Linked DNA regions of Homo sapiens: region 2 is linked to region 1. Evidence: read pairs that join two places in POLR2A ChIA-PET (ENCODE). Cell type or tissue: OCI-LY7. All regions are shown on one strand. Links, peaks and the distances in the headings refer to the core of each region. The heading gives the core; the rest is flanking DNA.

The links. ChIA-PET counts read pairs that join two places held together with the same protein. Peaks named below come from ENCODE experiments on the same cell type or tissue, not always from the same donor. Only the 100,000 strongest peaks of a DNase experiment are listed, where the experiment ranks them.
Region 2: POLR2A ChIA-PET joins it to region 1 with 6 read pairs; 3 of 35 experiments call an interaction of 5 or more read pairs at or near these places.

The regions. Positions count from the first base shown.
Region 1 is chr1:160,466,480-160,482,477 of GRCh38, forward strand. No RefSeq gene overlaps it. Among named protein-coding and RNA genes, the nearest start is that of SLAMF6, 49 kb to the right of the region's middle. RefSeq lists enhancers at 608-657, 7,766-7,955. In OCI-LY7, for the core only: no CTCF peak of the experiment used is centred there; a DNase peak (open chromatin) is centred at 8,072; H3K4me3 peaks cover 339 bases; H3K27ac peaks cover 1,264 bases.
Region 2 is chr1:160,559,336-160,575,333 of GRCh38, forward strand. CD84 (CD84 molecule) reads right to left here. Exons shown (of 7, transcript NM_003874.4): 2 at 6,069-6,410. CD84-AS1 (CD84 antisense RNA 1) reads left to right here. Exons shown (of 2, transcript NR_188634.1): 2 at 11,604-11,798. Among named protein-coding and RNA genes, the nearest start is that of CD84, 12 kb to the right of the region's middle. In OCI-LY7, for the core only: no CTCF peak of the experiment used is centred there; a DNase peak (open chromatin) is centred at 9,066; H3K4me3 peaks cover 1,205 bases; H3K27ac peaks cover 1,722 bases.

The DNA of each region.
Region 1 (15,998 bases), core at 5,684-9,683:
TTACATTGAATCTGTAGATTGCTTTGGGTTGTATAGTCATTTTAACAACATTAATTCTTCTGATTAATGAGCATGGGATGTCTTTCCATTTGTTTGTATCCTCTTCAATTTTTTTTCATCAGTGTTTTTTTATTTTTTTTCCTAAGACAGGGTCTTGCTCTGTTGCCCAGGTTGGAGTGCAGTATGCAATTTCAGCTCACTGCAGCCTCGACATCCCAGGCTCAATTGATCCTCCCACCTCAACTTCCTGAGTAGCTGGGACTACAAGCATGCACCACTACCCTCAGCTAATTTTTCTATTTTTTTGGTAGAGATGGGGTTTTGCCATGTTGCCCAGGCTGGTCTCAAACACCTGAGTTCAATTGATCCTCCCATCCCTGACCCCCAAAGTGCTGTAACTATAGGTGTGAGCCACGGCCCTTGGCAGTCATCAGTGTTTTGCAGTTTTCCTTGTAGAGGTTTTTTACCTCCTTGGTTAAATTTATTCCTAGGTTGTTTTTTTTTTTTTTTTTTGTAGCTATTGTAAATAAAATCATGTCATCTGCAAAGAGGAACAATTTGACTTCTTTCCAGTTTGGATGCCCTTTATTTTCTTCTTAAATGCTCTGGCCAGGACTTCTGACATGAGGCGATGTATACGCAATCTTGGCACACAGTGGCTTCCCCCATCTTACTCACCACTCCTGGTCAGACTCCTTTTTCATATCCTATTTGGGGGCAGCAGTCTGCTTTAGCTCTTCCCCTTTCAGTCTATGCTCACATGTAAATAATCTCATTTATTGTGCCTTTAAATATCACCTATATGTTGGTGATTGTAAGATGTAAGTTATCTATTCCCACTGGCATTTTTGGGTTGCTGGCTTCTTCAGCTCCAAGTTTGGGGTATATGAAGCAAGAAGAAAACTCAGGAAACTTACCATCTAGTCATTCCTTGGGTCCTCAGGTCCCTAGCCTGTCTGTCTTCTTCTGCCCACCTTTCTTCTTTTGTGTATATATAAATTACATATAATTATACATACTATATATAGTGATATATAATGTCTAGAGGTTTTTGTGGTTTTACTTAGTGAGAAGAATAGAAAAAATATATCAACTCTATCTTGGTGGCAGTGCTTATTGAGGTTTTTCTAAAATTAAAAAAAATTTTAATTTTGTTAAAAAACACATAATATAAAGTTACCCTCTTGGCCATGAAGTGTACAGTTCAGTAGTGTTAACTATATTCATATTATTGTGTAACAGATCACTACAACTTTTTCATCTTGCAAAAACTGAAACTCTAAACCTATCAAACAACTTTCCATTTCTCCCTTTCCCAGTTCCTAGCAACTACCATTCTACTTTCTGTTTCTGTGATTTTAACTACTCTAGATATTTGATTTAAGTGGAATCATACAGTATTTGTCCTTTTGTGACTGGCTTATTTCACTCAGTATGATGTTCTCAAGGTTCATCCATTTTGTAGTATGTGACAGAATTTCCATTAGGGCAAAATATTTAGTGAGTTTCTAATTTTAGTGATTATATGCTTAATCTACAAAAATTCGATTTTCTAAAATCTTGCTTTTTGTTTTCTTTATGTTTTTAGTAATTTTAAATATAAAAATTATATTGTCAACCTACTATTTTAAGTGCTTGAGAGCTTTAGTTTTCCTTTTTAAATTTGCTTTTCCTCATAACGAATTATTTTCTTGTGTGCTTCGGACTTTTTAATGTGTGCTTTGGACTTTTTAACGTGTGCTCATGTTTTGCAGGTTTTTGTTTTTTCTTCTCCTGTGAGAATCCCTAGCGGTCTAGGTTTTGGATCTATCCCGTCTGAGTAAGCTCTAGAGGGATATCACAAATTAAGATGAAGTTTGGTGTTAATTCTTGATTTGAGGATTCCAAGGCTATGTGAGGAGCATAAATTTAAACCCTAAACTCAATAGAAGATGGAGAGCCATGGTTTTGAATTCTCAGGTTCTTAGAGGAGACTTTTGTTTCTTCCACTCAGAGCTCAGGCAGACAGACAAGCTTCTTTGTCAACTCCCAATTCAGATGGATGACTTTTTCCCCTAATCTATCGGATAGTGCAGCTATTATATTGTCCCAACTTTATCTGGGGTTTTCTGTTTCATGTCACCACCTCGAAAGGTCTCAAGGCCTCATTTCTTGTTCCTATTGAGATTCAAGGCCCTGGGTTAACTTTAGCATTGTCTTTATTTTGAATTCTATATGGTTGAATTACTGAGTAGCTAGCTTCCAAGATGGCCTCCCTTTTTGCTGGTATTCACAGCTTTGTGTAATCCCCTTCTACATGGTACTACAGTTGCTCTATATGACCAATAGAAGACAGCAGAAAGGATGGCATGTCACTTTCAACGTTTAGTTTAAAAGCATCAGGGGCTTGATTACTCTCTTTATGACCATTCACTGTGTGGGAAGCTAGCTACCATGTCATGGGAACACTCAGGGAGCTTATACATCACCAGAAAATGATGTCTCTGGTCAATAGTGTATGGCAGATGCATCTGACAGCAATAATTTAAGCATACCCTGAGGATGACCTTATGGTGTAAGAAGAATGTTGATTCAAAGTTCCCAGCTAAGGAATCCAGTAGTGGCCAACCCAGAAGTTTACCCTTTATTAGGTTGGTGCAAATGTTATTGCAGTTTTTACCATTACTTTTAAATGGCAAAACCCACAATTATTTTTGCACCAACCTATACAAAGGACATCTGAGCCCTTGGCCCCTTCCTTGGAATGCAGGTTGTGCAAGGAACTGAGCTGAGGTTCTTTGTCTTGAACTCGGTGGAGGTTGCTAGATGAAGGATGCCAAGTGAAAATTCCTGTATAAACTGCATGCATTTTATGAACAGTAGCAATTTTTTCTGTCCAGGCCGTCGCTCCTGGGCCATTCTGTGTGTAAGTCCTCAATACACTCTATGTCTGGTTTGCTGGCTCTGGGTTTCTTCTTTGGCCTCTTGGACATGGTGCTATCCCCATTGGAATCAACAGGGTTCAAGGATGACAAATAGCCAATGAGGCCCTGATGCCCTCTAACAGTCATGTGAGTAAACTTGGAAGTAGATCCTTCAGCCTTCAGATGGCTCAGTCCTGGCCAGCATCTTGACTGAAACCTCATGAGAAATCCTGAACCAGAACCACCCAGCTAAGCCGTTCCTGAATTTCTGAAGCTTGGCAACTGTGAAAGCTAATAAATGTCTCTTTTTTCAAGCTGTTTAATTTTGGGGTCACTTGTTACATAGCGATAGGTAACTAACATGGGTACCATAATTGTTTGACTAGCTTAAGACCTTAAAGATATAAATCTAGCATTGATAATTTTGATGTAGTACCTTTATCTTTTTGGCTGATCTTTTTAAAACCATCCTTTTCTATACATCCATAAACTAGACCTTGCCAGTTATTATCTAAAACTGCTCCACTCTTCTGAAATATTAGATTCTATATCCTACCTTTGACTACAGCTTCATATCCTTCTATCTCTTGTGTCATTTCTCCACACAAATGATAAGGCTTATCAATGACCCACTCATTTATTCCCAGTTTATTTGTCTCCTTTCTGGCCTTGCTTAATTCTTCTACTATGGTCGACCTATTGCTTTTCTGTATGTTAAATACCTATGTCTTTTGGGAGCTGCTTTTCTCCCACTCTGTTTGGTGTTGGTGAAGCTGTTACTCATATGACCTAACCTTTCTCACCACAGCTGTGGGCTCCTGACCCCGGTTGACCAAGCAATCCCTATTGGGGATTGACAGGCACACTGTGAAAGAAAGGGTTGGAGTCTGCCTATGGCGTTATGTTTTCTAAGGAATACGTAAGACTAGAACTGCTGGAGGTTGTCCTGTTGTGCTTGGATATATTTTAAAGAGAATGAAGTCAAGCAAAGGCAAGCAGAGCTGAGAGATGAAGAGGGACAACATTCTTATGATGTTATTTGAACCATGGATCCTGTTGGACTTGAGGCCAGTTCTATTCCTTAGACATTCCAGCTATATAAACCAATAAATCCTTACTTAGCTTTTTTTCTTATACTATTTTGTAACATTTTTGTTTTTTAACAACCAAAAGCACCGTGACTAACACTCTTAGCCTGGACCTCTATTTCAGTTATAAATGCATTTGGTTGCAAATCACCAGAAAACACAAAAACCATGTCTTACATAAATAAGAGTTTATTTGCTCCACATGGTAAAGTCTAAGGTAGGGCAGTCCAGAGCTAATGCAGTAGCTCAGCAGTACCATCAGGAATCCAGGTTCTTCCTGTATTTCTGCTCTGCCATCCTTACTTGTGGATTTTGTCCTACTTATTGCCAAGTGGCTGCCACTTCTCTAGGTGCCACAACTGTGCTCTAGGCAGAAGGAAAGAGGACGTGGAGAGGCCGTATTTGCAGACTTCTGTTTATGTCTCATTGGCCAGAACTGTGTCCCATGGCTTACCCAACTGCAGGGGAGCTAGGAAATTAAGTGTTTAGCCTTTATTGTCTCTGTATTAGAAGTAGGCAAAGGAAAGAAGAGTTGGAAATGGACAAACCCAAATTGAAAACTTGGATTTTCTCTGGATTCCAGAACTATATCTTACATTTTCACCTGCCCTACAAACAACCAGCTACCTTCTAGCTTTACACATCATTCTGTGTTTGAATTCTGTGTTATTGGATAGAACCTACAAAATTGTAAATAATGGAACTTTTACAAATTAACGGCATTAAGGCACCCAGAACTGTTTGTTAGTTCTTTTTATTTTGTTTTCATTAGCTGCCTCTCCTACTACCTTTAATTGTTATTACAAATCTTTAACACACACTACCTTTATTAAGCCCTCTTCTCATATCCTTTTTACTCTCAAAGGATTGCAGTCCCTTGCTTTGCTAAGAAAATTGAGGCTATGACATACAAAGTTTCTCAGTTTCCTGTAACCAACTTTTCCTCTTTTCTTTGTTTCCTTTCAGTTTTTAAACTAGAAGCTACAGTTGTGGTCTTAACCTCACCCACAATCATTGTGCTACAAATTACCTGATGTTTATTTCAGTCATTATTGTATATCAACTGTTGTCATCATGTGGTAGTAGGCACACCATAAATATTTGTTGAATACTTATTGAAGCCGCCTTACAGAACTTTTCTACATCAATTATTCCTTTTCTCTCCTGAATCTTTTGCTTCTCCCTCTTGTACCTCCTATCTGTCAGTCTGTAAATATATTCAAACTGTTTTTTTTAACCCTGAAGGTAAAAAAGAATCCCAAAAGAACAAAAATCTTCCTTCTAATGTGCTTATATTCACCTCCTGGCTAACAGTTAATTTTTCTCTTTCTGTACTGAACCAAACTCTCAAAATAATAATTTCCATTTTCAGTCTCTACTTCCATTTCTTCTAGTCATTTCTCAACTCATTGTCTACTGGCTTCAACTCTACCATGTGAATGGGAGGTCCCTGATGATTTCCTACTCACAAAACTCATGTTACTTAAGTTTTATGTAGAATTTAGTTACACATTTTCTATTTCTTGTAACTGTCTTCTTCCTTAAATTTTGTGACACTAGGAATTTTTTGTTCCCCTCTCTATCAATTTTTTTTCCTTCTGTTGGGATTCTCATCATCAGTAATGTTACCCAGGGCTCTGTATGTGATCATCTTTTCTTTTCATTAAACACATACTCCTTACAAGATCTTACCAATACCATGGCTTCAGCTGCCACCCAAATAAAAATTGTTCCGAAGTCTGTATATCTAGTTCCAACCATATTCTTTTGTTAAGACCTTAAAGAGGTAAAAGAATGAATCACGTGAATATTTGGAAGAACAACATTTCAGGGAATGGAAATAGCAAGTGCAAAGGCCCTGAGGTAGGAGTGTCTTCATCATGTTCAAAGAAAAGCAAGGAAGCCAGTGTGGCTGGAGCTGAGAGAGTGCAGGAAAAATTAGTAGAAAATGAAGTCAGAGAAGCAGTGGGAGAGTGAAGGTCAAATCACATAAGGTCTTATATGCCATGTTGATGATCCTAACTTCTACCGGGAGTGCAATGAAAAGCCACTGCAGGGTTTGAGCAAAGAAGTGATATACTCTGACTGAAGTTTTAAAAGGATAACTTTGTGTTGAATATAGATAGAAAAGAGCAAAATAGGAATTAGAGCAACCAGAGTAGGAGTCTATTGCAATAATTTAGATGAGAGATAATGGTGGTGATCTGGACCAGAGTAGCGGCAGTCAAGCAGCTGGTCATGAATACATGTTATTGGAGAGCCAACAGCATATGATGACAGATTGGATGTTGGGTTCTGAGAAAAAGGAGAACTCAAAGATTTTTGGCCTGAGTAACTGGAATGATGGAGTTGCAATTTACTGAGCTGAGAAATACTGTGGGAAAAACAGATTTGGGGGAAGATTAGGAGGTCAGGTTTGGACCAATTAAATATGAGCTATTGATTAGACAATCAAATGTGAAAGTCTTGAGGCAGCTAGATAAAGAATGGAGTTTAGTAGTTAAGTGGGACTAGAGGTATAAATTTGAAATTCATCGTCCTGTAGATGGTATTTAAACTCATGAGGCTAGATGAGTTTATCACTGGAATGAACATAAAAGGGAAAGAGAAATGCTTTAAGAACCGAGTCCTTGAGCAATCTGGTGTTAAAAGGCAGGGGTGATGAGAATGAACCAGCAAAGGAAATTAAGGAATGGCCACTATGTGGGATGAAAATTAGAAGAGTGTGATGTCTGGAAAGATAAGTGAAGACATGTTTCTAAAAGGAAGGAATTGACTATGGCAAATGTTGCTGATAGATCAGTTAATTTGAGGATTGAGTGTTTCAGTGGGTCAAAAGAGTGGGAGGAAAGAAATAGGAATTTTTCGTAAAGGATGGAGAAAAATGGGGCAGTAGCTAGAGAGAGAAGTGGGCTCAAGAGAATTTTGTTAATTAGATGAGAGAAATAAAAACATGTTTGTAACTTGATGGGAAAGATCCAGTAAAGAGGAAATTTTGTTAAAGCGGGGAAAGGGTAGAATTGCTGGAGTGATGTCCTTAAGTAGGTGAGAAGAGATGGGTTCTAGTAGAGGAATTGTCCTTTACTAGAAGCACAGTTAATTCATCCACAGTAACAGAAGAGAAGACAGGGTAGGGTATAGAGGTAGGCAGGTGGTAAATGTTATGGTGGAAGTGCATAGAAATATTCTTCAGATGGCTTCTATTTTATCAATAAGGAAACTGGGAGCTAGGATGGGGGTAGAAGTATTGGAAGGTTCATGCTCTCATTACCTCTCTGCCCTCATCTCCTAGTTGTCTTGGGGAGTGAGAGAATGAACTAAGGAAATAAAGTATAATTATCTGTCATCATTGAGATTATGGATCATAACTTTCAGTAAGACTAGTCAACATGGTTGTATGCTTTTCTCTGACTACCTTTAGTTATGCAAATTCAGGCATGATTGAGCCAAACAGTTGGATTTAAGTAGTATTAACTTATTATTATTATTATTATTATTATTATTATTATTATTATTATTAGGCCTGGCAGTTACAACATAAAGTTGAGGGACAACGGAATCAACTGCTTTGTATGAAAGAAAGTGGTGAGAATGACTTTTATTTAAGCTGAATAAGGAGGAAAGTGATGGCACAAGGGGTGTGAAGGATAGTGAAAAGTGCTTGGATCAATGGATTGTAGGCCAGAGGATGGAAGTTAAAGGATTGTTGGAGTTGGGGCACAAGAGGAAATGAAAAAAAAGATATAAGGTAGTGATTAGAGACAATGGGGTGCTTGAAATTAAGATTATAGAAGGGTTATAGCTTTTGGTACTAGGGTATGACTATGGAAGTGAAAGGCTGAAAGGCTAAAGGATTAAAAAAAGTAGAGGCTACAGCATCATTGGAGGAGAGGAGGTCAAGGATCAGAAAAGCTGGGCTAATGGAAAGATCATCTGCATGGAAAGAATTATGGAGTGGTGTCGAAGAATGTAAGAGCCAACCAGAAGCTAAACTCTTCAAGGAATAGGAAGTGGTGCCCTGAGGATAACAGATGACTGCAACAGGAAGAGTAGTGGTGGTACAATCTTGTAACATGAGATTCAAGGTTAAAATTGCTCATCTTATGGTCATGCATGACCTTCTAGTTACCAAAAATGGATCTGAAGTTTTATACAGAATTTGTCATCACTTCCACTTTCATGAAAAAAATTTTTTTTTTTTTGAGATGTTATGACCCTGGGATCTGTTGGTTTTCCTACCTCTCTATCAGTTCCTGCCCCCACCTCACCCCCTCTTTTTTGTCATCTCTTGGATTCTGCTTCTCAGTGGTAATTGCCTGGAGCTCCCTACATGTCCTCTCTTTTCACAGTTCACACACTTCCTGGGTGATCTCACTAATCTCATGGCTTCAACTTCCACCCAAATGCATGTGGCTTCCAAATCTGTGTCTCCATCCCCAACTATGCTCCATTGCTTCAGTCCTGTGTTTCTGACTGCCTACCAAGTTGCCCTTGGATGATTTTCAGGCAGCTTAAATTCATTCAAGACTGAATTAGTTATCTTCCTCTCCAAACTTCCTTCTTCATTTTTGAATTTCAGTCTACCACTAAGACACTTTTAACTCATCATAGTCCCTCTTCCTCATCTCCTATATGCAGTCAAGTCACCAATGCCTGTGGATTATATTTCTGAAAGATGAATTCTATTTCTGAAATGCTAACACTGATTAAATCCAGCTCTGCCTCCTTCAAAGCTATTTCTGCCCAACAAAAAGCTGAGGAACAAAAACAGAGGCATTGTCCTAGCTTTATAAGTCTAGGAAATATAGTTTAATAGATGTTCTATTTCTTTTTTTTTTTAATTATTAGTATACTTTAAGCTCTAGGGTACATGTGCACAACGTGCAGGTTTGTTACATATGTATACATGTGCCATGCTGGTGTGCTGCACCCATTAACTCGTTATTTAGCATTAGGTATATCTCCCAATGCTATCCCTCCCCCCTCCCCCCACCCCACAACAGTCCCCAGAGTGTGATGTTCCCCTTCCTGTGTCCATGTGTTCTCATTGTTCAATTCCCACCTTTGAGTGAGAATATGCGGTGTTTGGTTTTTTGTTCTTGTGACAGTTTACTGAGAATGATGATTTCCAATTTCATCCATGTCCCTACAAAGGACATGAACTCATCATTTTTTATGGCTGGATAGTATTCCATGGTGTATATGTGCCACATTTTCTTAATCCAGTCCATCATTGTTGGACATTTCAGTTGGTTCCAAGTCTTTGCTATTGTGAATAGTGCCGCAATAAACATACATGTGCATGTGTCTTTATAGCAGCATGAATTATAGTCCTTTGGGTATATACCCAGTAATGGGATGGCTGGGTCAAATGGTATTTCTAGTTCTAGATCCCTGAGGAATTGCCGCACTGACTTCCACAATGGCTGAACTAGTTTACAGCCCCACCAACAGTGTAAAAGTGTTCCTATTTCTCCACATCCTCTCCAGCACCTGTTGTTTCCTGACTTTTTAATGATTGCCATTCTAACTGGTGTGAGATGGTATCTCATTGTGGTTTTGATTTTCATTTCTCTGATGGCCAGTGATGATGAGCATTTTTTCATGTGTTTTTTGGCTGCATAAATGTCTTCTTTTGAGAAGTGTCTGTTCATGTCCTTCACCCACTTTTTGATGGGGTTGTTTGTTTTTTTCTTGTAAATTTGTTTGAGTTCATTGTAGATTCTGGATATTAGCCCTTTGTCAGGTGAGTAGGTTGCGAAAATTTTCTCCCATTTTGTGGGTTGCCTGTTCACTCTGATGGTAGTTTCTTTTGCTGTGCAGAAGCTCTTTAGTTTAATTAGATCCCATTTGTCAATTTTGGCTTTTGTTGCCATTGCTTTTGGTGTTTTATACATGAAGTCCTTGCCCATGCCTATGTTGTGAATGGTAATGCCTAGGTTTTCTTCTAGGGTTTTTATGGTTTTAGGTCTAACATTTAAGTCTTTAATCCATCTTGAATTAATTTTTGTATAAGGTGTAAGGAAGTGATCCAGTTTCAGCTTTCTACATATGGCTAGCCAGTTTTCCCAGCACCATTTATTAAATAGGGAATCCTTTCCCCATTGCTTGTTTTTCTCAGGTTTGTCAAAGATCAGATAGTTGTAGATATGCGGCGTTATTTCTGAGGGCTCTGTTCTGTTCCATTGATTTATATCTCTGTTTTGCTACCAGTACCATGCTGTTTTGGTTACTGTAGCCTTGTAGTATAGTTTGAAGTCAGGTAGCGTGATGCCTCCAGCTTTGTTCTTTTGGCTTAGGATTGACTTGGTGATGCGGGCTCTTTTTTGGTTCCATATGAACTTTAAAGTAGTTTTTTCCAATTCTGTGAAGAAAGTCATTGGTAGCTTGATGGGGATGGCATTGAATCTATAAATTACCTTGGGCAGTATGGCCATTTTCACGATATTGATTCTTCCTACCCATGAGCATGGAATGTTCTTCCATTTCTTTCTATCCTCTTTTATTTCATTGAGCAGTGGTTTGTAGTTCTCCTTGAAGAGGTCCTTCATGTCCCTTGTAAGTTGTATTCCTAAGTATTTTATTCTCTTTGAAGCAATTGTGAATGGGAGTTCACTCATGATTTGGCTCTCTGTTTGTCTGTTATTGGTGTATAAGAATGCTTGTGATTTCTGTACATTGATTTTGTATCCTGAGACTTTGCCGAAGTTGCTTATCAGCTTAAGGAGATTTTGGGCTGAGACAATGGGGTTTTCTAGATATAGAATCATGTCATCTGCAAACGAACAATTTGACTTCCTCTTTTCCTAATTGAATACCCTTTATTTCCTTCTCCTGCCTAATTGCCCTGGCCAGAACTTCCAACACTATGTTGAATAGGAGTGGTGAGAGAGGGCATCCCTGTCTTGTGCCAGTTTTCAAAGGGAATGCTTCCAGTTTTTTTCCCATTCAGTATGATACTGGCTGTGGGTTTGTCATAGATAGCTCTTATTATTTTGAGATACGTCTCATCAATACCTAATTTATTGAGAGTTTTTAGCACTAAGCGTTGTTGAATTTTGTCAAAGGCCTTTTCTGCATCTATTGAGATAATCATGTGATTTTTGTCTTTGGTTCTGTTTATATGCTGGATTACATTTATTGATTTGCGTATATTGAACCTGCCTTGCATCCCAGGGATGAAGCCCACTTGATCATGGTGGATAAGCTTTTTGATGTGCTACTGGATTCAGTTTGCCAGTATTTTATTGAGGATTTTTGCATCAATGTTCATCAAGGATATTGGTCTAAAATTCTCTTTTTTGGTTGTGTCTCTGCCTGGCTTTGGTATCAGGATGACGCTGGCCTCATAAAATGAGTTAGGGAGGATTTCCTCTTTTTGTATTGATTGGAATAGTTTCAGAAGGAATGGTACCAGTTCCTCCTTGTACCTCTGGTAGAATTTGGCTGTGAATCCATCTGGTCCTGGACTCTTTTTCATTGGTAAGCTATTGATTATTGCCACAATTTCAGATCCTGTTATTGTTCTATTCAGAGATTCAACTTCTTCCTGGTTTAGTCTTGGGAGAGTGTATGTGTCGAGGAATTTATCCATTTCTTCTAGATTTTCTAGTTTATTTGCGTAGAGGTGTTTGTAGTATCTCTGATGGTAGTTTGTATTTCTGTGGGATCAGTGGTGATATCCCCTTTATCATTTTTTGTTGCATCTATTTGATTCTTCTCTCTTTTCTTCTTTATTAGTCTTGCTAGAGGTATATCAATTTTGTTGATCCTTTCAAAAAACCAGCTCCTGGATTCATTAATTTTTTGAAGGGTTTTTTGTGTCTCTATTTCCTTCAGTTCTGCTCTGACTTTAGTTATTTCTTGCCTTCTGCTAGCTTTTGAATGTGTTTGCTCTTGCTTTTCTAGTTCTTTTAATTGTGATGTTAGGGTGTCAATTTTGGATCTTTCCTGCTTTCTCTTGTGGGCATTTAGTGCTATAAATTTCCCTCTACACACTGCGTTGAATGTGTTGCAGAGATTCTGGTATGTTGTGTTTTTGTTCTCGTTGGTTTCAAAGAACATCTTTATTTCTGCCTTCATTTCGTTATGTACTCAGTAGTCATTCAGGAGGAGGTTGTTCAGTTTCCATGTAATTGAGTGGTTTTGAGTGAGTTTCTTAATCCTGAGTTCTAGTTTGATTGCACTGTTGTCTGAGAGACAGTTTGTTATAATTTCTATTCTTTTACATTTGCTGAGGAGAGCTTTACTTCCAACTATGTGGCCGATTTTGGAATAGGTGTGGTGTGGTGCTGAAAAAAATGTATATTGTGTTGATTTGCAGTGGAGAGTTCTGTAGATGTCTATTAGGTCTGCTTGGTGCAGAGCTGAGTTCAATTCCTGGGTATCCTTGTTAACTTTCTGTCTCGTTGATCTGTCTAATGTTGACAGTGGGGTGTTAAAGTCTCCCATTATTATTGTGTGGGAGTCTAAGTCTCTTTATAGGTCACTCAGGACTTCCTTTATGAATCTGGGTGCTCCTGTATTGGGTGCATATATATTTAGGATAGTTAGCTCTTCTTGTTGAATTGATCCCTTTACCATTTTGTAATGTCCTTCTTTGTCTCTTTTGATCTTTGTTGGTTTAAAGTCTGTTTTATCTGAGACTACGATTGCAACCCCTGCCTTTTTTTGTTTTCTATTTGCTTGGTAGATCTTCCTCCATCCCTTTTTTTGAGACTATGTGTGTCTGTGCACGTGAGATGCGTTTCCTGAATACAGCACACTGATGGCTCTTGACTCTTTATCCAATTTGCCAGTCTGTGTCTTTTAATTGGAGCATTTAGCCCATTTACATTTAGGGTTAGTATTGTTATGTGTGAATTTGATCCTGTCATTATGATGCTAGCTGGTTATTTTGCTCGTTAGTTGATGCAGTTTCTTCCTAGCATCGAGGGTCTTTACAATTTGGCATGTTTTTGCAGTGGCTGGTACCGGTTGTTCCTTTCCATGTTTAGTGCTTCCTTCAGGAGCTCTTTTAGGGCAGGCCTGTTGGTGACAAAATTTCTCAGCATTTGCTTGTCTGTAAAGTATTTTATTTCTCCTTCACTTATGAAGCTTAGTTTGGCTGGATATGAAATTCTGGGTTGTAATTCTTTTCTTTAAGAATGTTGAATATTGGTCTCCACTCTCTCTGGCTTGTAGAGTTTCTGCCGAGAGATCAGCTGTTAGTCTGATGGGCTTCCCTTTGTGGGTAACCCGACCTTTCTCTTTGGCTGCCCTTAACATTTTTTCCTTCATTTCAACTTTGGTGAATCTGACAATTACGTGTCTTGGAGTTGCTTTTCTTGAGGAGTATCTTTGTGGCATTCTCTGTATTTCCTGAATTTGAATGTTAGCCTCCCTTACTAGGTTGGGGAAGTTCTCCTGGATAATATCCTGCAGAGCCTTTTCCAACTTGGTTCCATTCTCCCCATCACTTTCAGGTACACCAATGAGACGTAGATTTGGTCTTTTCACATAGTCCCATATTTCTTGGAGGCTTTGTTCATTTCTTTCTATTCTTTTTTCTCTAAACTTCTCTTCTTGCTTCATTTTATTCATTTCATCTTCCATCGCTGACACCCTTTCTTCCAGTTGATCGCATCGGCTACTGAGGCTTGTGCATTCGTTACATAGTTCTCGTGCCATGGTTTTCAGCTCCATCAGGTCCTTTAAGGACTTCTCTGCATTGGTTATTCTAGTTAGCCATTCGACTAATTTTTTTCAAGGTTTTTAACTTCTTTGCCATTGGTTCGAACTTCCTCCTTTAGCTTGGAGGAGTTTGATTTTCTGAAGCCTTCTTCTCTCCACTCATCAAAGTCATTCTCCATCCAGCTTTGTTCCATTGCTGGTGAGGAGCTGTGTTCCTTTGGATGAGGAGAGGCACTCTGATTTTTAGAGTTTCCAGTTTTTCTGCTCTGTTTTTTCCCCATCTTTGTGGTTTTATCTACCTTTGGTCTTTGATGATGGTGATGTACAGATGGGTTTTTGGTGTGGATGTCCTTTCTGTTTGTTAGTTTTCCTTCTAACAGTCAGGACCCTCAGCTGCAGGTCTGTTGGAGTTTGCTGGAGGTCCACTCCAGACCCTGTTTTCCTGGGTATCAGCAGTGGTGGCTGCAGAACAGCAGATATTGGTGAACCGCAATTGCTGCTGCTTGATTGTTCCTCTGAAAGTTTTGTGTTAGAGGAGTACCCAGCCGTGTGAGGTGTCAGTCTGCCCCTACTGGGGGAGTGCCTCCCAGTTAGGCTACTCAGGGGTCAGGGACCCACTTGAGGAGGCAGTCTGCCTGTTTTCAGATCACACGCTGCATGCTGGGAGAACCACTATTCTCTTCAAAGCTGTCAGACAGGGACATTTAAGTCTGCAGAGGTTACTGCTGCCTTTTGTTTGTCTGTGCCATGCCCCCAGAGGTGGAGCCTACAGAGGCAGGCAGGCCTTTTTGAGCTGTGGTGGGCTCCACCCAGTTCGAGCTTCCTGGCTGCTTTGTTTACTTACTCAAGCCTCGGCAATGGTGGGCACACCTCCCCCAGCCTTACTGCCACCTTGCAGTTTGATCTCAGACTGCTGTGATAGCAATGAGTGAGGCTCTGTGGGCGTAGGACCGTCCAAACCATGTGTGGGATATAATCTCCTGGTGTGCGGTTTGTTAAGCCCGTTGGAAAAGTGCAGTATTAGGGTGGGAGTGACCCGATTTTCCAGGTGCCGTCTGTCACCCCTTTCTTTGACTAGGAAAGGGAATTCCCTGACCCCTTGTACTTCCTGGGTGAGGCCATGCCTCGCCCTGCTTTGGCTCATGCACGGTGCGCTGCACCCACTGTCCTGCACCCACTGTCCAGCACTACCCAGTGAGATGAACCCGGTACCTCAGTTGGAAATGCAGAAATCACCTGTCTTCTGCATTGCTCACGCTGTGAGCTGTAGACTGGAGCTGTTCCTATTCGGCCATCTTGGCTGCCCCTCTATTTCCTCCTGTGTCTTAAATTGCCATGAATTCACCTTGTGTTTTAAGTTGCCATGAATTCACCTTGTGTTTTGGATTGTTGTTGGATCCTGAGAGGGATGTTCTACTTTCCTTGGGTCATTAGAAGTCAAAGGGAGAATGAAAAACAGAATTTAAGGTGATTACGAGACATCCAGGAAAATATCCAGTCAGCAGAACCTAGGGAAACAAATCTAATTATGGGACATAAATAATAAGAGAAACCAAGCTAAGGAGAGGTAAGGAGGAGACAGAAAGACAAAAGTAGGATGAGGTGACTTAATGGGCATTAAAAGGAGGGAAACCTCAAGGGTGATGGGGGGATTGTGTAATGTCAAATGCTGCAGAGAGCACCAGAATGCAGAGAAAAGATCCCTGCCTCTAGAGGTTGGTATCCTTCAAGAATGCAGCTTCAGAAGAGTGGGCTAGGGGTGAGGAAGCAAAAGCTTTGGATGTGGCCATTCTAGTCGTCTGGTAGTAAAAGGTCAGTGATGATGTCCCCTTCCTTTCTTCCCACAGAGAGTGCTTTTAGATGGCCTCTGGGAAGGGGAAATTCAGGGGGTCAGACTTGCTCCCTCCCCATTTGAGAAGTCACTTCTTAGTCCATTCTTTTCATCAACTTGAAACTCAGGGTGAAATGTCTATCCAGTGACCTTGGACAGGGTAGCCTTCTCTCTGTTCTGCATCTAGCTGTGGCCCTGCTTCCTCATATCAAAGTATACACTGAACCCTGAGGGAGGCTAAATGATGAAAGCTTCAAGTAAGTGTCCTAAAGCTACACGGGGTTCAGGTGTTGGCTTGAGGGTGGGATGGGGTGTGGACAAGTGAGATCAGACATTGTTATTTTGGGACTAGTTAATGTGCTCTTTTGACCAACATGATGTGGGGCAAAGCTTCATGGTGTAGGTAAGAGGTTGGAAACTTAACTATTTTCAGTACTAGGTAGGTATCTTAAGTGAGTGAAGCAGGCAGGGCAGGCCAGGAGTGAAATGTGAAGTGCAAGCCCC
Region 2 (15,998 bases), core at 6,737-10,736, 94 kb after region 1:
TGAAGAAAACCATTTTCAACCCAGAATTTCATATCTGGCCAAACTAAGCTTCATAAGTGAAGAAGAAATAAAATCCTTTCCAAACAAGCAAATGCTGAAGGAATTTGCGACCACCAGGCCTGCCTTGCAAGAGCTCCTGAAGGAAGCACTAAATAAGGAAAGGGAAAACAGGTACCAGCCACTACAAAAACACACTGAAGTATGCAGACCAGTGACACTATGAAGCAACTACATAAACAAGTCTGCAAAATAACCAGCTAGCATAATGATGACACGATCAAATTCACACATAACAACACTAACCTTAAGTGTAAATGCGCTAAATGCCCCCAATTTAAAAAATCACAGAATGGCAAACTGGTATGCTGAGACCCATTTGTATGCTGTCTTCAAGAGACCCATCTCACATGCAAAGACACACATAGGCTCAAAATAAAGGGATAGGGAAAAATTTACCAAGCAAATGGGAAACAGAAAAAAGCAGAAGTTACAATCCTAGTTTCTGACAAAATAGACTTTAAAGCAACAAAGATAAAAAAAGACAAAGAAGGACATTACATGATGGTAATGGGTAACTACCCTTTACCAGGATAGTTAGGATAGTGCTAACTATCCTAAATATATATGCACACAATACAGGAGCACTCAAATCCATAAAGCAAGTTCTTAGAGATCTACAAAAAGACTTAGACTCTCACACAATAATAATGGGAGAGTTAAACACCCTACTTACCATATTAGACAGACCATTAAGGCAGAAAGTTTACAAAGATATTCAGAACCTAAACTCAGCTCTGGATCAAGTATACCTGTAGACCTCTACAGAACTCTCCACCCGAATTCCACAGAATATATATTCTTCTCAACACCGTATGCACTTACTTTAAAATTGATCACATAATAGGAAGTAAAACACTCCTCAGCAAACGCGAAAGACCTGAAATCATTCAGGGAAACAGTCTCTCAGATCATAGCACAATCAAATTAGAGCTCAAAATTAAGAAATTCACTCATAACCACACAATTACATGGAAATTCAACAATCTGTTCCTGAATGACTCTTGGGTAAACAATGAAATTAAGGCAGAAATCAAGTTCTTTGAAACTAATGAGAACAAAGAGACAATGTACCAGAATCTCTGCAAGGCAGGCTAAAGGATTGTTAAGAGGGAAACTTACAGCACTAAATGCCCACATCAAAAAGCTAGAAAGATCTCAAGTTAACAACCTAACATCACAACTAAAAGAACTATAGAACCAAAAACAAACAAACCCCAAAGCTAGCAGAAGATGAGAAATAATAAAGATCAGGGCTGAACTGAAGGAGACAGAGACACAAAAAACCATTCAAAAAATCAACAAATCCAGAAGTTGGCTTTTTGAAAAAATGAGAAAAATAGAGAGACTGCTAGCTAGACTAGTAAAGAAGAAAAGAGAGAAGAATCAAATAAACACAATAAAAAATGATAAAGGGGATATCATCACTGACCCCAAAGCAATACAAACAACCATCAGAGAATACTATAAATATCTCTATGTACATAAACTAGAAAATATAGAAGAAATGGATAAATTCCTGGACACTTACACACTCCCAAGACTGAGCCAGGAAGAAGTTGAATTTTTGAACAGACCAATAACAAGTTCTGAAATTGAGGCAGTACTAAATAGCCTACCAACCAAAAACAAAACAAAACAAAACAAAACAAAAGCCAGGACCAGACAGATTCACAGCTGAGTTCTACAAGAAGTACAAAGAAGAGCTGGCATAATTTCTACTAAAATTATTCCAAAAAATTGAAAAGGAGGAACTCTTCCTTAACTCATTCTGAGGCCATCATCATCCTGATACCAAAACCTGGTAGAGATAAAACCAAAAAAGGAAACTTCAGGCCAATATCCTTAATGAACATTGATGCAGAAATCCTCAGTAAAATGCTGGCAAACCAAAACCAGCAGCACATCATAAAGCTTATCCACCACGACCAAGCTGGCTTCATCCCTAGGATGCAAGTTTGGTTCAACATATCCAAATCAGTAAGTGTGATTCATCACATAAATAGTACTGAAGACAAAACCCACAGATCATCTCAACTGAGGCAGAAGGGCCTTCAATAAAATTCAACATCACTTCATGTTAAACACTCTCCATAACTTAGGTATTGAAGGAACACACCTCAAAATAATAAGAGCCACATATGACAAACTCACGCCAATATCATACTGAATGGGCAAAAGCAGGAAGCATTCCCTGTGAAAACCAGCACAGGACAAGAATGCCCTCTTTCATCACTCCTATTCAACATAGTATTGAAAGTTCTGGCAAGAGCAATCAGGCAAGAGAAAGAAATAAAGGGTATTCGAATAGGGAGAGAGGAAGTCAAACTGTCTCCGTTTGCAGATGACATGATCCTATATCTAGAAAACCCCATAATCTCAGGCCAATATTTTCTTAAGCTGTTAAACAACTTCAGCAATCCTCAAGGATACAAAATCAATGGGCAAAAATCACTAATGTTCCTATACACCAACAGCAGGCAAGCAGAGAGCCAAATAATTAATGAACTCCCATTCACAATTGCTACAAAAAGATTAATATGCCTAGGAATACAGCTAACAAGGAAAGTGAAGGACATTCACAATTGCTACAAAAAGATTAATATGCCTAGGAATACAGCTAACAAGGAAAGTGAAGGACCTCTTCAAGGGGAACTACAAACCACTGCTCAAAGAAATCAGAGAGGACACAAATAAGTGGAAAAACATTCCATGCTCATGGATAGGAAGAATCAATATCATGAAAATGGCCATACTGCCCAAAGTAATTTATAGATTCTAAGCTATTCACATTAGACTACTATTGACATTCTTCATAGAATTAGAAAAAACTACTTTAAAATTCATATGGATGAAAAAGAGCCTGAATAGCCAAGACAGTCCTAAGCAAAAAGAACAAAACTGGAGGCATCACACTACCCAACTTCAAACTATACTACAAGGCCAAGGTAACCAAAACAGCACGGCACTGGTACAAAAACAGACACATAGACCAATGGAACAGAATAAAGAACTCAAAAATAAGACCACACACCAGCAATTATCAGATTTTCGACAAACCTGACAAAAACAATGGGAAAAGGATTCCCTATTTAAAAATGGTGCAGGGAGAACTGGCTAGCCACATGCAGAAAATTGAAACTGGACCACTCCCTTATACCTTAAACAAAAATTAATTCAAGGTGAATTAAAGACTTAAATGTAAAGCCCCAAAGTATAAAAACCCTATAAGAAAATCTGGGCAATACCATTCAGGACATAGGCACGGGCACAGATTTCATGATGAAAATGTCAAAAGCAATTGCAACAAAAGCAAAAATTGACAAATGGGATCTGATTAAACTAAAGAGCTTCTGCACAGCAAAAGAAACTATCATCAGAGTGAACAAACAACCTACAGAATGGGAGAAAATTTTTCCAGTCTATCCATCTGACAAAGGTCTAATATCCAGAGTCCACAAGGAACTTAAACAAACGTTTAAGGAAAAAACAAACAGAAAAAAAACCACACACAGCCCCATTAAAAACTGGGCAAAAACCATGAACAGACACTTCTCAAAAGAAGACATTCATGCAGCCAACAAACATGTGAAAAAAAGCTAAACATCACTGATCATTAGAAAAATGCAAATCAAAACCACAATGAGATACCATCTCCTGCCCGTCAGAATGGCAATTATTAATAAAGTCAAGAAACAACAGATGCTGGCAAGATTGCAGGGAAAAAGAAATGCTTTTACAATGTTGGTGGGAGTGTAAATTAGTTAATTCCAACCATTGTGGAAGACAGTGTGGCCATTCCTCAGAAACCTAGAGGCAGAAATACCATTTGTTCCAGCAAACCCATTATTGGGTGTATACCCCAAAGAATATAAATCATTCTATTATAAAGATACTTGCACATGTATGTTCATTGCAGCACTATTCACAATAGCTAAGATATGGAATCAACCCAAATGCCCATCAATGATAGATTGGATAAAGAAAATGTGGTACATATATGCCATGGAATACTATGCAGCCATAAAAAGGAACAAGATCATGTCCTTTTCAGGGACATGGATGGAGTTGGAAGCCATTACCCTCAGCAAACTAATGCAGGAACAGAAAACCGAACACCACATGTTCTCACTTATAAGTGGGAGATGAATGATGAGAACACATGGAGGGGAACAACACACACTGGGACCTGTTGGAGAGGGGTTGGGGGAGAGAGAGGATCAGGAAGGTTAGCTAATGGATGTTGGTCTTAATACCTAGATGATGGAATGATCTGTGCAGCAAACCACCATGGCACACATTTACCTATGTAACAAACTTTGACATCCTGCACATGTACCCCTGAACTTAAAATAAACATTGAAGAAAAAAAAGAAAATTATTGAGATATTTTATATATTTTTTTGGTGCTAAGATTTCAAGATCTGGTATGAATTTTACACTTACAGCACATCTCAATTTGGACTCACCACATTTCAGATGCTCAAGAGCTGCATGTGTCTAGAGGCTACCATAGTGAATAGGGCAGCACTAGGTCCGTACTTTCTCAAACTTTGGCACAGGTGGGAATAATCCAGAGATAACATTAAACACAGATTCCTGGACTTCATTCATTCACAAAGGTCAGGGGGAGGACCTGAACATTCGCATTTCCAAAAAGCTCCCAGTTGATGCTGATACTGCCAGTCTACAGACCACACTTGGGGTAGCTTGCAAAACAAAGCACGCACATCTCCCAGTGAATTGTGGCAATTATAATGATGATAACAAATAGTTATAATATTTTACCTTTCAAAAGCACTTTGCATTAACTACTAGAAATTCAAATTAAAACTAAATTGAGTTATCACTGCACACCCATCAGAATGGCCAAAATGAAAAATAATAACACCAAATGCTAGTGAGGATGTAGAGAAACTGGATCACTCATACATTCCTGGTGAGAATGGAAAGTTGAAAATAGTTTATCAGTTTCTTTTAAAGCTGTAAATGCCCTTATCATAAAATTACATTCTTGAGCATTTATCCCAGAGAAATAAAAACTTATTTCATGCAGAAATGTGTACACATATATTCACAGCAGCTTTATTTGTAATAGCCCCAAACTGGAAAGAACTAAAATGTTCCTCAAGAGGTGAATGGTTAAACAACCTAGTGCATCCATACCGTGGAATACTATCTAGCAATAAAAAGGTATAAACTATTAGTACACACAAGAGTTTGGATGAATCTCAGTGACATTACGCTAAGTGAAAAATACCCAACCTCAAAAAGATACGTCCTTCATTATTCCATCTACATAACATGTGTGAAATGACATAGTTGTAGATGTGAACAAACTGGTTGTTTTTCAGGGACTGGGGAAGGGAAAGATGGAGATGTGGCTATAAAGGGAGAGTATGAGGGAATCTTGTGATGGTTAATCTTGATTATGGTAGTGGTTACACAAAACTACCCATGTGATTAAATTGTACAGAGCTACACACATACTCACACATAAATGAATGCATGCATACGTGGTGAAACCTAAATAAGCTCTATAGATTGTGCTAATGTCAATTTCCTGTTTTTGATATTGTGCTATAGTTATGCAAGGTGTTAACACAGGGTGAAGGGTACATAGAACCTCCCTGTATATTTATTTGTACCTTCTTTGCATCTATCATGATCTCAAAATGAAAAGTTTTTTTAAAGCACTTTGCATACACTATCTCATTTGATCCTCATGATAACCCTGGGAAGTGAGTAGTATGATCATTGACATTATGTAAAAAAGAAAACCAAGGCCCAGGGGACCAACTACTGATGGAAGAATTACATAGCTAAAAACAGGCAAAGTCAGGACTGAAATAAGACTACATCCTCTTATAAGTATTGATGTATCAATATGTAAGTATTTATAGATATAAAAAGATTTAGGGGACCCAATTATCAGAAATGTAGATGTGTTTCAGATAGCAAACTTGCAAAGTAAAAATAAAACACAAGCTCTCCGTCTTCCCATGACTTACGATAGATTTGCAGGTTGTAGCGCTTGGTGGTGGTGTAGGGATCAGCCTGTGTATTTATGTCTGCTTTGTAGTCTCCTGCGTCTTCCATCCTCAGATCGCTAATGACCAGATTGTAGTTCGGACCTAAGGCATGTATCCGTTCATAATAATTTCTGTGGGTCACAGTAACTACGGGTGCTGTTTCTGAGTCTCCTGGTGTTACATAAGCAACAGATGTTTTAGAAGTCCAAGCAATGATTTTAACTTGCCGTGGTTCTTGGATATTTACAGGGAAAGTGACTGACTCTCCCAGAATCCCATTCACTGTGAAGATTTCTGAGTCTTTTCCAGCTGCTTCCGGCCCTGAGAACATAAAAAGAAAACTGTAGCCATCTGACTGTTGCAGCTTTTTCACTTCCTAATCTTTTTGGCCTTGGAGCTCCCTGAGGAGCTGCCACAAATGCAGTTCACCCAGTTTCTTGAGGATGCCTTTTTTTTTTTTTGGCATTCTACTCTAGGTGTATTTAATATGTTATGACAACTAAATTTTCTAACGCATTCTCATTCAAAAACTAAGTTTCTCACTAGAGATCCATTTTGTTAAAAATATTTTTACCTAGACTTACAGACTCTGAAAGCTAGAAGGCATTTGAGAGGTGAAGGCCATAAGCCTCCACGTAGTCTAAGATATTAGGTGCACTTCTTTCCCAAGATCATATTGCCAAGTGGTGGAAGAGCTAGAACAAGAACCTGGAATATCTTGGCTGATGGACTCTTGGGTCATTGCTTTTTATTTTCCTGTGATCTCTGTAAAAAGCAAGTAACACTTTTGTCTCTTTTCTTGGAAGATAGAAGCAGAGAGTGCTTTGGAGTCTCTGGAGAAAATATTCCCTAAGTTGGTGATTTTTAGGGATATTTTTCTGTTTACTTCCATATTCCTAGTCTCTAGAAGAGTGCCTAACACAGAGAAGGGGCTTAATAAATATTTGTGGAATTAATTGATAGAATTTACTCATGAGTTTCCTAGACTCTCTTGGAACAACTTCTGAAGTAAGCAAGTTTCGTTTATTCATTCATACATTTGTGAATGGTTGCATGTATTTATTCAGGATCAGTTTTGCTCCAGATACTATGGTGGGTATTTGTTAATTTAATTTATAATGTAAGTGTTTGTTGGACATCTACTCTTTTAAACAAGATACGAGGAGCTGAGGATACAACGGCGAGAAGAAACAGATATAATTCTTGCTCTTTGAGACTTACAATCAGAGGAAGATACCAATGTTGATCAGATAACCATAGAAACAAATGGATAGGCACAAAATATGTAAGCATTATGGTGATTTGAGAGAGACCAGCAAGGGGACTTGATCTGTTCTGGGAATCGAGGGAACATTTCCTAGTGAAAACTTAAGGATGAATACTTTTAAAATGTAACATGGGAAGATGAAAAGCTTATTTTCTCCTCCCTTTTCTCTCCTCTATCACTTTTGAAGATAAACTGATTTAATATATAGTTTGTAAAATGAGAGACAATGTAACTTCAAGACATTATTTTTCTGCTCTTTCTCCTCCTCTTCTTCATTATCCTATAATTCTCAATGAGGGCTCTTTAGTGAGAAACACTGTTTGGGGCAAGCATAGATGATATCCAAAGTATTTAATAACCAATATGACGTGGGCCTTGACCAATCAGAAAGGGTGTTAGCCATAAACAAACTAGTTGAGCGGTTCTGGTGTGTACTGGTTGCATGTAGGCTCTGATGACCAGACATCAGTTTTCCACATAAGTGGGTTCAGGTTGACCCTAAAGTTTATCCAAGGCTTGGTATACGGAAGAATAAGGATCATAAAGTATACACGTCCCTTGAAAGTGGCACAAAAAAAGCGATTTCTTAACCTGATGGTGTTGTCTCACTATGGCTACCCTTGCTCTTCAGCTCAGCAACCACTGAAAGAGCCCCAGGAACAGCTGATGTAAAGCTCTTTCCTTTCTGACCAACAGAGATTTTCCCGTAGGAGCAGTATCCGGGACAAGGCCTGAGGATTTAGTTGGGGGTTGGCTAAGTACAGAAGATACAACAGGGTGGGGAGTATGTGGAGTGGGAGTAGGAAGGGGGAAATTGGGAACCCTTATCTGCAAACATTTATTAACTGCTAATTATGTGTCAGATGCTGTGTTAGGGACACAGGGATAAACAGGACATCGTTGCAGCCCTGAGGAGCTCACAGCCTAGAAAATAAGACAGATGTGGTCACAAGTGAAAGACAATACAACACGATGAGTGCTAAATGGTAAAAGCAATAGAAATAAGCCATTGGGGTAGCGGGTCAGAAAGAGGCTAATGCTGCCTTTGGTGGTAAGAGTCATAGTTTGCCAAAATTTAAGAACATTAATTCTTCCCAGATAAACTGTTTTTCTGGGCTGACGGGTTCTAGGAGAGGGGTATTTGGAGTGTCCCAGCGTGAATCCCTGGATGGTCCAGGCATGGGCATGTGATCTATGCAGTTGCACAGAACCCTGAATTCAAAAGGACCCTGAACTGGACTTAAGGCTGCGTTGCCACCTTTAAATTCTACATACTATTTAAACAAGGGGCCCTCCATTTTCGTTTTGCACTGGGCCTCGCAAATTATCTAGCCAGTCCTGGTCTCAGATCTCCCACGTCTCAAGTCTTTTTTGAAGTCAGGCCCTAGTGCTTAATTGCCACACCACTCTGTGGATTGAGATTAGGTGTGAGGAGAGAGACAGAACATAGATTCCACAGACTCGTAATTTTGCTGGGTTCTCTCACTAAACCCCAGGAAGTATGTAGGTAGATTGTTAAGGCTGAGACCTTCTTAATATTAGGGCCGTTGAGCAGCCACAGTGGTTGGTGTGTGGTGCAGTTTTAAAAGTATGTCTCATCTCCTGTAGCAAGTCATTCAGGAAGTGTTGGTGGGGTATCAAAGAGCAATCAGGCAGTGGGGGTGGTGGGTAGGCAAAGCTGGGGGAAGCTGTTATTTGTGCTGCTGGTGTTGTTGGCAAGAATACTTTGCTTGCTGGAAAAGGCAAAGGGGTTGCACATGTTTAAGATGAAGATTCTGCCACCTTCAAACACTCCAACTGTGCTCTGAGAGAAGCAGCTGCAAAACCATTGCATGCAGTGGAAAGATAGGGAGGCAGAAGGTGTAGGTGCAAGTACTTCTACTTATGAACTGGACAACCTTAACGAGGTCACAAAACCTTTCTTATTTATTTATTTATTTTTAGACAAAGTCTCACTCTCTCACTGTCACCCACGCTGGAGTGCAGTGGAGTGATCTTGGCTCACTGCAACCTCCACCTCCCGGGTTCAGGCAGTTCTCCTGCCTCAGCCACCCAAGTAGCTGGGATTACAGGTGCATGCCATCACGGCTAGCTAGTTTTTGTATTTTTAGTAGAGACGGGGTTTCACCATGTTGGCCAGGCTGATCTTGAACTCCTGACCTCAAATGCTCTGCCCGCCTCAGCCTCCCAAAATGCTGGGATTACAGGTCACAAAACCTTTCTGAACCTCAGTTTCTTCATCCATAGAATGAAAATAATAATTATGCTATTTGTCCTGTTTGGTGAGCAGCAAATGATGTAATATGAGTAGAAATGCTTTGCTGATCATCAAGGTAAAATAAATGTTAGTTATTTCTGGAGTTGATACTGATATATTAACATTCATCGTATGTTCTTTATCATCACTTCAACAATTGGTACATGCCCTTTGGGCCTGCCCTAGGCCACCCTTATGATGGCGTTGGTGATGCCGGGGCCATACTGGAGCATATATCAAAAGCCATTTTTAAGGGCTAATTCAAGTAAAGCCTGGAGGGACAGTTTCAGGTACCCTGGATAGACTTTATTCTGCTCTTAAAAGATTTTAAGATTTAAAAGAAAGAGTGTCCATATCAATCAATCCCAATATTTATTTTTCTGGGTGCTAAAGGGACTCTAACATTATGTTATCACTGGAAGTGACCTTAGTAAAATCTAATTTCAGAGATAACTTGTGGCACAAAAACATCTTGAGGACTTACCATGAAATGCACTATGCTAGTCTATGGCAAAGACAGATTCTCTGCCTTTCGGGGGGAATTTGATACCCGGTTAGGGAAATAAGATACACACACACACACACACACACACGCACGCACGCACGCACGCACACACACAATTCTCCTTTGCAATATGAGATAGTGAATAATAAATTCAAGTGAATGGTAGAAACAGTGATTACGGTAGGAATTCTAAGAAGGGAGGGATTGCTGAGCTGTAGTGGTTAGAAAAAACATCTCAAAGAAAGTAGAATTTGAGGAGGATTTTGAAGGCTGAATAGAATTCTACTTGATGGAAAGGGAAAGGAGGGGTGTCTCAAGTCCTCGGATCCTGAACAAAAGTTTAGAAGCAGAACCTGTGATGTTAATTGGATGAATATAGATTTGCATATCAGAGTGGGGAGAGGTACAGCTGGAGATACAAATTAGGTTTAGATTTGAGACAGCCTTGAGTTTGAGGTCTCCATCAGAGGCAGAGGGGAACTATTAAGGTTTTTGCGAGTGAAGATTAAAATAATGTTTTAGTCATTGTAATGTAGTAATGATGTGTGGGGAGGAAAACAGGAAGGAGAGGCTGCATCAGAGAGGCCATTTAGGGATACTGTAGTCTTCTGGGCATGAACCAGGGGACGATAATGGGAATGGAAAGGAAGGGCTGGATTTGATGATAACACAAAGAAAGGCAAGAAATAAAGAGGCATCTGCTAGAATTCAATTGTTCATCAATATATTTTGAGTTTCTACTTTATGTCATTGAAAAACTCATAAAGTTTATGATGGAAAGAAGTCAAAGGGGGAAGAAAGTTTAGTGTTAGAAATATTAAACTTCAGATGATGGTGGACCATGTAAGTAAGCTCTTGGAATGATGGAAGATAAGGAGAGAGAATGGACTTGAAGTATTATTTGGGGCACTGTGGCAGAATCTGCTAGCTGTTTTCCAATATTTGTTCCCTCCTTCATTCTTATTAATAGAATCACTAATTTTTAGCAGGGCATAGAGCCACCCAGAGTAAAGACTATATTGTCCTGCTTTCTTCTAGCTAACGTTGGTCATATGACTAAGTTCAGCCCAACAGAATAAAAATGGAAGTGTTGTATATGACTTCTGTGTCTTTAAGAAGAGTGGGAACCTGGCATGGTGGCTCACATCTGTAATCCCAACACTTTGGGAGGCCAAGGCAGGTGGATCGCTTGAGTCCAGGAGTGCGAGACCAGCCTGGGTAACATGGCAAAACCCTGTCTCTACAAAAAAGTACAAAATATACCTGGGCATGATGGTGCACACCTGTAGTCCCAGCTGCCCAGGAGGCTGAGATGAGAGGATCACCTGAGCCCAAGGGGGTCAAGGTTGCAGTAAGCCAAGACCACACCACTGCACTCCAGCCTGGGTGACAGAGTGAGACCCTGTCTCAGAAGAAAACCAATAAATAAATAAATACATAAAAAGAGGGAAATTTGCTGTTTTCATCTCTTCCTTGCTTTTGCAGGCCAGAAGGTCATGACAGCTGGATCTTAGACAGACATTCTGAGTCATGAGGAGGAAGCCAAGTTCTGAGGATGGTGGAGCAGGAAGATAGAAGTTGGAACCCCAATGACCTTGTGAACTATTCTACTGACTGTGAACTGCCAACTCCGCACTTTTTTACATGAGCAAGAAATAAACCTCTTTCTTGTTTAAGCCATTCTTATTTTAGTGTCTCTGGTACTTACTGTAACACTGAAATCCAGCGGGTTTAGAGATCATCCACAGAAATGGCGTGGGTGAAGGAGAGGAGGGTCATTCAGGAAGAGTAAGCCTGAAGTCCACGACTGAGCCCTGCGAGAGTGCTCACATTTATAGAAGAGACACCATCAAAAGAAACAGAAGAGACCAAGCAGTAAGAGTGCAAGAGAGGCACCAATAGTGGGCCATATCACAGAGAGGAGAAAGAGTCTCAAGGAGGAGATTGCCACTGATGTCTAATGATTCAGCGTTCAACGGGATAAAGACTGAAAATGGCCCTGGGTTTGCCCGTTACGAGGTTATTGATGGCCTTTGAGAATGTAGTACAAGTAAGACAACTCGATGGAAGGCCAGAGTCTAGGGGACTGACAGAGTAGGTGGTAAAGCATGGAGGAAAAACTTGACAGTGAAAGAAGGGTGATGAGATAGGACAGTAGCTAGAAGGTCAGGTGAAACTAATTTATTTTTGTTTTAAAATAGAAGAGACTGGGGGCTGGGGGGGAGGAGCTAGGGAGGGTAAGCAGAGAGAGATGTCCCCAGTGGGCCTGCTCTAGGTTAGATGCTCCTGCTCATGGCCTCTCTGGAACTCCAGGTTTCCCTCTCATAGCACTTGCCACATTGTGTGGTGGTCATCAATCTGCGTGTCTGTGTTCTGGACACTGTGAATGACTGAGTCCAGGGGCCTTGCCTTAAACCTCTGGTATGCAGAACAGCACAAGATACACAGGCTACTAATGCTTGTCATGGAACAAAAGATGGAAAGGAAAGGGCAGGCAGTGGAAGCTGTAGATTTAAGGAGGGTCACACCCTCACCTGAAGTGGAAAGGGGAAAGGAAAGGATAAGTGAAAGAGCAAAGGTATTTTGAGATGTTATTAAAGACGGTGATAGGAAGAGGCTGCTTGGTGAAGTAGAGTGAGCATAGATTTGAGCCAGGTGGGCTTGTGCTCATGTTCAATCCCTGACATTTGCTGAGGCCCTGATCTTACTTGACTACAAGATGGGCTATAATAATGCCTGCCTTATAGAATTGTTTTGAGGACACATAGAAGGTGCTTAATACACAGTGGACATTTTGGAATAGATAGGATAAAATGGAAGATAGTCATTCTTGGTGGCCTTCATCTCTTCAGTAATGTAGGAGGGGAGACTAACTGGCAACAGTGAGGAGGCAAGAGTGGGACCAGCTAGGAGGTATACAGACTAAAGGTGCAGATTTTGAATCTAGGAATATTTGAACGTAGCTGTGTTATCTTGAGAAAATTATTGAAATTCACTGTTCCTCAGGTGCCTCATCTGTAAAGTGTGGATAATTATTAAATGCAATTGCGAAGATAAAGCACTTAGCACAATGCCTGGCACATATAAATGGTAGTTGCTATTATTTTGGTGAATGTAAAAATTGGGGGGGGGAATGTTACTATAAGGAACACCATAGGGAGTCAACAAGAGATTGATGAAGGGGATCAAGTGTTTGCTAACTACCCTTGAGAGCCCAGTGAAGAAGTGGTAACCCACATTTACAACCTTTTCCAAAGAGTGTGATTTCGTGACCTTCTTATGCCAGAACACAAATGGGAAAGGTAGGAGAAAGGCCATACCTCTAGAGGAGAAGCAAAGGCAAGAAAAGGCTGAAACCCTGGGGTGCAGGCTTAGATGGAAAAACCTGTTCACTGTGACTCTTAGGTAGCTATGGCAAAGAGGGAGCCCAGGACTCAGGGAGCAGGATGACCAGTGTTGAAAGAGATCACTGAGGACTGGTTGCTCACTGGAGGTTGCCTTCCCCTCCTGGATTGGGCTGGGGCACCCTTCCCAATGCAATACACCTTTCTGTGTCTAAGATGATAACCCTGTTTCCCTGGATGATCCTAGGGATATGGATGGATTTTACAAATGTACATTTCATGGTTAGGCAGCTCAAAGCCACTGACTAGAAGAAGACAATAGGGATCGTGAGAAAAAGAAGAATATTTGAAAAAACAAAAAACAAATAGAAAAGAATCAGAAACCCATATATATAGATTGTATAAAGATTGTTGAGGTATGAGGCTTTTAACTCATGAGAGGAAAATTCTTCAAGGCTGGGCAAGCAAAACTTACTGATGTTTTGGGTGGAATCCAAAGTCAAATATGGATGACAATGGAGAGGTTATATAGACCTAAAACCCCATAATTCTCCTTAGATTCTATTAAAAATGAACACAGTGTACCCTTGGAGTCTGGGGAGCTCTCTATTCTCCTTTCATAATCTTAACCATCACTACTAGGCTCTGCCTGATCTTCCCCTACTTCCCTACTCCAACCACATCAGCTCCCTCTGTTCTGTAAACAGGCCAAGGGCACTTTGCCTTAGAGCTTTTGCACCTGTTGTTCTCCTCTTTTCCTACCACACTCTTTTCAGCAGTCCCCCACTTTGTTCAGGGTTTTCTCCCAACATCATCTCATTAGAAAGAGCTTTCCTGGTCACTGTGCCTAAAACAGCAATCCCCACCCCATCCTTCTCTCTTGCCTTGCCTTACTATCCTTCTCTTCACTGCAGTTATCACCACTAAAGCATTGCCTGTGCTTATTTATTGATTGTCTCCCAACCCATCCCCTCAATACACTGCTACTATAATGCAATTATCAAGAATGTGAGTCTTTGTCTGTTTCAATCACTACTGTTCCTCCAAGAACTAGTGGATGATTATTAAATGTTTGTTGAAAAAATGAACACCAGCCTGGGAAACACAATGAGATCCCATCTCTATGAAAAAGAAAATAAAAAAAAATTAGTCAGGCATGGTAATGCATGCCTGTAGTCTCAGCTACTTGGGAGGCTGAGACAGGAGGATCACTTGAGCCTGGGAAGTCAAGGCTGCCATGAACCACGATTGTGCTACTGCCCTCCAGCCTGGGTGACAGGGCAAGACTCTGTCTCAAAACAAAAAACAAAAACAAACAAAAAAAAACAAAGCTTTTTTTTTTTTTGCAACTGACTCAATTAATCTTTTCCAACAATAGAAAAACAAGGCAGAAAATCTCAGCAAGAGAAAGAGTGAAGGCAAGAGAGGACTCTTTACTGATCTCTGGGTCTTGATGTGAAAGGTCAAGTATTTAAACTGATTATTAACAAGAATCAGATGGCTAACTGCAATTTCTTTCTATATTCTATACTGTTTGTGAAGAAAATTTTTTAGATCCACAAAATGGGGACCCACAGCATAGTTAGTAAAAGTGTCCTGAATCAGGGATTAGGAAACATGTTTGAGTCTAGGGTCTGTTGTTGACTAGCTAAATGACCATGAATGTCACTTACTTGCTAAGTCAGAGGGTTCTAGTTGGTAAAAGAAATAAAACAGAGCTGTCCTGCCACTTTGAGGAATTATTAGGATTAAATGACATGAGGGTGCTCTCAAGTGTGTGTACTAATGGAGGAGAGTCTAGTGGTCCTAAGGAGAGCCTTGCCTTGTGGAATCACCTGTATGTCACCATGGGTTAGTCACTGAGGCCTAGCCTGCCTGGGCTAGAATCCTGGCTCTGTCAGGGACTGGCCATGAACCCCAGGGAAAGTCAGTAACCTCTCTGTGCCTCAGTTTCCTCAGCTTTAAAATGAAGGTAATATTAGCACATTGGTGAAGGTAATAGTAGCACAATATTTGACCTCATAAAAATATTATGAGGGTTAAATGAATTGATATTTGTAGACCTCTTAGAATAGTGCCTGGCATATACTAGGCACTATATATGTTTGCTATGTAAAACAAATAAACATCTTCAAAGAGACTAAAATAACACCTCAGACAACTACGAAGGGAAAAATTAGAGTTGGGGTATTGGGGAGATGTTAAAGTCAGCAAGTAGCTATTAATAAGAGTGGAAATGGGGAAGACTGCACAGTTGCTTAACAGACACCTCCACCCCCTTACTTTCTTAGGATCCTCCAGACAAACATTTCTTGTTCTTTTTTTGTGGCACTAGCTAAACTTCCTCTCCTCTTCTCCACCCACTGCCTCCTAGAGTCAAAAAGTGGGGGTGGAACATCGCTGAGTATTGTAGGTCTGGGAGAGTGACCAGAGGTAGCTTTAGCATGTGGTGCCCAAAAGAGAGTCCATTATAACTGCTCACACTGAGTGAAGGGACATAGAGGGGAAGAGGAAGCACAGGGCTGGGCAGGCAGAA